Linked DNA regions of Mus musculus: region 2 is linked to region 1. The links are chromatin contacts, found by Hi-C or POLR2A ChIA-PET in ENCODE. All regions are on one chromosome and are shown on one strand. The core of a region is the stretch at or near the end of the contact, and the rest is flanking DNA. Distances in the headings are between cores, read along the strand shown. Region 1 holds the start of Rassf3 (Ras association (RalGDS/AF-6) domain family member 3). Region 2 overlaps Gm35696 (a long non-coding RNA gene).

Region 1 (3,385 bases), core at 503-3,002:
AGATTCTTGACTTCCAACCACAGCATTCTGGCTGGACCCCCGTGGAGGGGACTCCCACACCGGTAGAATTCAAGAACCCCCTGGTTTTCTGGAAATTACCAGGCACTTCTGGAATACAAGTCAAACTGGCTCAAGCTCTTTACAAGGCAAACGGGAGGGGAATATGTAAAGTGGTGAAGAACCCCAATGAGGGAAAAACTAGATGAGAAAGGGGGAAAAGGCCATTTCTTGTCTGCCCCACAGGAGGTAGGCCAGGCAGTGTGGGAGTGGGAGTCGTGGGTAATCTCTGACTTCCAAATTCCCCCATTAGCACATTCTACTGAAAATAAAAGGTCACCCTAGTAAACGGAGCAACCTGAAGTCTGAGGATAAAGGCATGCTACCACCCACCCTAGCTAGCCCTTCACTAGGGGACTAGTTGTTAGCAATAATGACCTCATCCTAGCCTTTCACCCTCCTCCTCCTCTTAGTTTGGAAATCTAATAGACCAAAAAGCCTAGAACTTCCAAATCTGATAAAGGAGTTTTACTTTAGAAAACAACGGCCTGTTAAACTTAAAAGGGTTGGCAAGGGCAGTCTGGGCAGAGATTTCTCTCCACCAAAATCCCCATCACTGGGCCTCTGAACGATTAGTTTCTCTTGTTTTTCATCTCCAGAGTTGACAGAAACCTCTGGTGTGCGTCTGTGGTGTTTTTAGGAGCAACAAGTTTGTTCCGTTAAAGCTCCTATATCTGACGAGAGCGTGGCCGAGCTGGCCAGGCTCCCTGGTGCGGCTTCCAGGGCCAGAAGGCCACCGGTTAAGCGCCGACCTTACAAGTCCGGCCAAAGTGCCCCATTTGGAAGACGCCCCTAAAAAAAAATAATAATAATCCCTGTCCCGATCTGTGAAACTGGCACAACTTCCCGTACTGTCTTTTCCCAAGCCACGCTTCCCACGGCACCCTTCCTCCAAAAAAGGAAGAAATCGGCGTAAGGCTCAGCCCTCTGGAGCTAAGTCTACCCAGGACGTCCGCAGGACCCGCAAACCGGACCTGATGAGACCCAGACTTTAGTGAGCACCGACGATCGCCCGGTCCCTTTACCCTGCAGCTTGCCCGCACCGGGGCTGCTCGGTCACTTTGGGCTATTGCGTGCCCTCAAGCCACTCAGGGCCATCGAGCAAACTGCAGCTAGAAGCAAACTGCAGCCAGGACGGCGCGGTGACCCGGCCGTCGCCCCGAAGGGCTGTCGGGGGAGCCATCCCGAGTGGCCCGGGGACCTCCCGGCTCTTTGGAGCTGCTCCCGCAGCCGGCGTCCCCCAAGCAGAGAGGCCCAGGCCATCTGGCTCCGCGCCCTTCCACCTCCTTCCTTCGCCTCGGGCGGCCCACGCCCACTGCACAGGCTCCCAGCACCTTTCAGGCGCCGAAAGGGCAAAGGCCACTCTCAGAGCCCCGCAGCCCTCGGGCGAGCATCGCCCAGCGCGGGCGCAGACACGTGGAGCCAAGACCCCCGAGCACGCCACTCACCGGCTGACCCGAACGGGACTTGCCCGGAGGCGCTCTCCTGAAGAAGGAGGTCCTGGCGGTGAAGAAAAAGTCCTCGTCCTCCTCGAGGCTGCTGTAGCCGCTGCTCATGCTGCTGGTCCGGTTGCGCGCAGGGGGCCTCCCCGGGGCGCAGGCGGCCAGGCCGGGGTGCGGCGCCCGCCCGCCCCGTGAGGTTCCCGGCGCGCGGCCCCGAGCCGCCGGCAAGCCGTCCTGCTGCAGCTGCAGCCGCCGCTCAAGCCGCCGTCTGGTCCCCTCCCGCAGGATCAGCCGCCCTCTCCGGGCGCCTCCCGGCTCTGGTGCGCCACGACCCCGCCCCCTCCTGGACCCAGCCCCCCACGCCTGGCAAGGCCCCACCCACCTCAAACCAGACCCCGCCCAGCCAAGACCCCGCCCCCAGCCCGTCAAGGACCCAGCACACGCCACGCCCCTGCTACCAAGGCCCCGCCCAGGCCCCGCCCCACGGGCCTCCGCTGCTGCGTCCTGCCCAGCTCCGCGCGCGCAGGTGGGGCCCCGCCCGCGGCCCTCAGCCACGCCCCTCCGTCCTAGCACCGGTGGACTGTTGGAGGAAGGTGGGTTCGAGCACCGCCCCTGCTGGAACAGTTCTCCCGAGGGCTTCCCCAACCTCCCGGAATCTGCAAACTCCTCAGTGATTTCCCGTCACTGGAGCCGAAGTTTTGGAGAGGGCGGCAATATAATGGAGAACTTTTCCCACTCTCCTTCGGGCTCGGCCTTGGTGGAAACGGTCTGGGTCGAGGGGGTCGAGCCACGCGTGCGGCTGGCCCCTCCCAAACCGTTATAAGTTAGCAGAGGTGGGTGGGGTAAGAGCGACTGGGTTGTGCTTATTTGAAAGAAAACATCCTCTCTGGTTCTTTTGAACTTCGGTGGTAAAGCTTTCCCGCCTCCCTGTGGCGAAGGCGTGTCCCAAATGTGGATGGCTAAAGCAGTTGAGAATTTGGGGGACAAATTTCATAATCACCGAACAATCCAGTACTTTTAATTTAAATGCACTTTGGAAATGTCGCCTCCCACAAGCAACCTTACATGGTCACCCCATGGGGGAGCAAGTAGATTAGACCACTCCGTTCTCACCCACACAACAAAAAACAAGGTTTCCCTTCGGGAATCTGCTAAATTTTTAAAATGCGACTTTTTTTTTTTTTTTTTTTTTTTGCTTAGGGTGACCTGGGGGGTCGTTTTCCCCTTGGCGTGATGGAGTTGACTTGAGTCCTACTAACTTGCTTGCAAGAGACCTTGATGGGAAAGAGGGTTTGAAGCTTTAAGGCTGCTATGATATGCAGGCCGTAGCAGAATTTTTGTTTTGTTTTTTAAGGAGTTTTTTAAAAGAGAAACTCGTCATTGCTTATGGCTAAGCCCTTTTCTCCTCTACTCCCCCAGTGCTGTGACTAAAACATAAAGGTAGCAGTCGCCTTCAGGCTGAGACCCGCTGCTTCTGTGGCGTTTTTGTGTACCCTTCCTGGAATCAGGACTGAGTGCCTAATCGTCACTTGAGAACGAGAAGGGGGGAAAGCCAGACCGGAGAGAAGTCTGGGACAAGGGAAAGAAATGGCTCCTGTGTAGTTCCTTCCTCCCTCGGGCAGAAAGAAGGCTGACTTATCTGCCTTCCTGCAGATTTATTCACGTGTTCAGCATGCAAACTGGCCTTTCACTCCAGGGAACTCACCCCCAGAGGGGCCTTAGAGTCACAGCCTATTTTAAAGCCCTTACTTGAAAGACTTCTTCCCAGGCACCACTCGACTATGGATGACTAGAAAGCAGAGTCTGGCTTTACTCTTCCTTTAGCCGGAAAGCCTTACTTTACAGGTTCCTTGTGTACTTAGGAGCCAAATGTAAGAGAAGAGGAC
Region 2 (3,385 bases), core at 521-3,020, 40 kb after region 1:
AAGTAGGAACACTTGTGACCCTGACAAAAGAGAAGGAGTCTCCAGGGAAGATGAATCTGGGAGGACCCAGAAGACATTCAGTCCCTAAGGCCTTCAGGACTCAACGCGGGCACCGTCATCTCTAAGAAGCTCCGAGGTGGCTCTTCTCTTCGGGTCAGGACTGAGGGTAGATGTCACTGTTATGGACCGGATATCCATGGATATGATGAGGGCCCCAAAGAAATACTGGCCAGGTGGTGCCACTGAAGTCTCAGGAGCCACTAGGCCACATTGCTATTACTGATGAGTGCACTAGACAGGCAAGGGGCCACGACCCCCAGGACTTGTGACTTAGTTAAAACAGTGTGTGTTCCAGGAATAAGACTGACGAGAATCTAGAGTGCTGTTTCTATACCAGAAGAAGGTGGGAGGCCGAGGGAGGGAGACATTCCCACAGAAGGCCACATCCCTTCAAACCCCCGCTGACTGACAAGGTGGCTGGGTTCCGAGGAGGAAGGACCCTGCCACCAGGGCCGGGACCTACTGTTACCATCCTTACAGCCATTCTTCAGAGAAACCTTTAGACCTGGGTAACTGGAGAGCTGAGAACGGAGTGTTTCATCTTTTCTTTTTCTTTTTTCTTTTAAAGATTTATTTATTTATTATATGTAAGTACACTGTAGCTGTCTTCAGACGCACCAGAAGAGGGCATCAGATCTCTGTTACAGGTGGTTGTGAGCCACCATGTGGTTGCTGGGATTTGAACTTCGGACCTTTGGAAGAGCAGTCGGGTGCTCTTACCCCCTGAGCCATCTCACCAGCCTCGTGTTTCATCTTTTCAAGGACTACCAGACTAGAGAGCAATGGGCTCCATTCCTGGAGCTAGCCCTCTCCTTTCTGTACTTATGGGCCTCTGACAGAGAATATTTGGCTGCGGTGCACATGGCAACCATGTCTGGCCATGTTCTACTGACCCTCCTGCCTTTACCTCGAAGGGGCTGAGATTACAGATGTGTGCCACCAAGACCCGATGGATGCTAAGAAAGCACTTTGCCAACTAGCCTACAGCTCTAGCCTCTCTTTTTAAAAATTAATTGGTTTTTGAGGTGCCGGGCATTCGGTTTAGAGCCTCACATGTGCGGGACAAATGTTCTAGCACAAGCCAACACCCTCGTCCCTCCTCCCCCTCCTCCTTCCCCCCTCCTCCCTCCTCCCCCTCCTCCCTCCTTCCTCCTTCTTCCTCCCTCCTCCCTTTTAAAGCAGAACTTTTATGTCCTTTAGGAATGCCCAGTAGGAAAGGAGAGAAAGAGGGGGAACAGTATTAGTGGAGGATTGAGCCTGAATATAAAAAATATGCTTATCATTTCCTTATTTCGTAAAAGTTGCTTAACCTCTCTAAACCTTGGTCTCCTTTGTAAACTTGATCTCATTTGTAAACATTGGGAAGAAATATCATTTCGTGCTGAGAGGGTCAGCAAGATGACTCAGCAGGTAAAGGTGGTGCTGCACAGGACTGGGGTCCTGAGATTGATCGCTGGAAGGAGAGAACCAATTCTACAAAGCTGTCCTGGGAACGCTACGCCTGCGCTGTGGCACATAAGCCTCCTTCCTGCATGTGCGCAAACACAGGGGGAAAAATCCATTTAGAAATACCTTGCACTGTGGCAAGGGTGACCCCAAGGTTCTCTGAACAGCACTCGGAGTCTTTCTGAACGTTCACGTTCGTGATGTTGGCGACCTGGGCCTTCTCCAGACCATTCAGCGCGTGGAGCCTTTAGAAGACAGGTCAGAAACTGACCAACATCGCAGCATAAGGAGTTAGTGTTAGAGCGCCCTCTGCGGGTGGCACCACAAACAACAGGCTGTTTAGTCTAAAAACCCTAACTGACCAAACTGCTCAGTCATATCTTACATCCCGCTTTGGAGTGGTTGAATTTTCTCTTTTTCTTTATTTTGATTTTTTTTCGATACAGGGTTTCTCTGTATAGCCCTGGCTGTCCTGGAACTCACTTTGTAGACCAGGCTGGCCTCGAACTAAAAAATCCGCATGCCTCTGCCTCCCCAGTGCTGGGACTAAAGGTGTGCACCACCACGCCCGGCTTTGGTTGAATTTTCTAATGGAGTTTAAATATTTATATGAATTTGATTTTTAAGTTTAATTTATTTTATTTGCTTTCTTAGATGAGATTTTGCTACTTTGGTCAGTCTGTCTTGAACTCACGAGCAGCTAGGATTAGATGTGTCTGATCCTAAATTTTAAAACATGCTTAAGAGTTGGTCATAGTGAGTGGCACACACCTTTAATCCCAGCACTTGGGAGGCAGAGGCAGGCAGATTTCTGAGTTCGAGGCCAGCCTAGTCTACAGAGTGAGTTCCAGGACTGCCAGGCCTACACAGAGAAACCCTGTCTTGAAAAATCAATCAATCCATCAATCAATTAATTAATTAATTAAAACAAAATAAATGTTAAAAATGACTGTGCAGGAAACTACAGATAAAATTATAGTTTGACAAGCTTTTTAACAAAGATTTATTTACTATTATACATAAGTACACTTTAGCTGTCTTCTGACACACCAGAGGAGGGCCTCAGATCCCACTACAGATGGTTGTGAGCCACCATGTGGTTGCTGGGATTTGAACTCAGGACCTCTGGAAGAGCAGTCAGTGCTCTTAACCACTGAGCCATCTCCCCGGCTGTAGTTTGACAACCTTGCTTATGAACTTCTGGTGTCTCAGTCAGTGTTCTATTGCTGTGAAGAGACACCATGACGAAGTCAACTCTTATAAAAGAAAGCATTTCATTGGAAGCTAGCTTACAGTTTCAGAGGTTTAGTCCATTATCATCATGACAATGAGCATGGCAGCACACAGGTAGACTTGCTGCTGAGGGGTTTCTAAGAGTTCCTGAGGGTGTATCTAAGAGTCTCTACAGCCAGATTCGTAGGTGATAGGAAGACTGTGAGTAGCTTGAGCGTGTGAGACCTCAAAGCCCGCCCCCACAGTGACACACTTTCTCCAACAAGGCCACACTTCTTAGTAGTGCCACTCCCTATGAGCCAAGTATTCAAACCCATAGGCCATACCCATTCAAACCACCACAGCTGGTAAGGGTGTAAGATGATATTCGTTCCATTTATGAATTTTTAAGTGCATGATTTGGGAGGGGGTAACCATAGACACAGCCCGGCAGTTAAGAGTGTATATTGCTCTTGGGAAGAGCTGGAGTTCCATTCTTGTCACCCACGTGACTCAGCTCACAACTGACTATAACTTCAGCTCCAGGGGCATCCAATGTTGCTGACCTATAGGCACAAACCACACATGGACACATCATTTAAAATCATGGACATTTTAAAGAGAGCTACTAGTGGTGCAAGACCAAGAAGTCTCCCTCAGGAACCTG

Evidence for each region. Hi-C counts contacts between places; a loop is a spot of excess contacts on that map. ChIA-PET counts read pairs that join two places held with the same protein, here RNA polymerase II (POLR2A).
Region 2: a map of heart shows a loop between it and region 1 (3-fold over the local background). The contact joins the enhancer-like site here to the promoter of Rassf3 in region 1. A Hi-C loop is called at or near these places in 19 of 37 maps with a recorded cell type or tissue (T-helper 1 cell, adrenal gland, gastrocnemius and 4 more). POLR2A ChIA-PET finds 5 or more read pairs at or near these places in 5 of 5 experiments (Patski and embryonic stem cell).

The regions. Positions count from the first base shown.
Region 1 is chr10:121,474,498-121,477,882 of GRCm38, forward strand. It overlaps Rassf3 (Ras association (RalGDS/AF-6) domain family member 3), which reads right to left and starts at 1,753. Exons shown (of 5, transcript NM_138956.3): 1 at 1,506-1,753. The coding sequence starts at 1,613.
Region 2 is chr10:121,514,626-121,518,010 of GRCm38, forward strand. The region is part of intron 1 of Gm35696 (a long non-coding RNA gene); the gene reads left to right. Among named protein-coding and RNA genes, the nearest start is that of Gm35696, 6.2 kb to the left of the region's middle. Within about 2 kb of position 1,771, at least 1 of the 3 ENCODE cell types and tissues checked has a DNase peak (open chromatin) inside an H3K27ac peak, as active enhancers do; it is heart, where a contact is called at or near this core.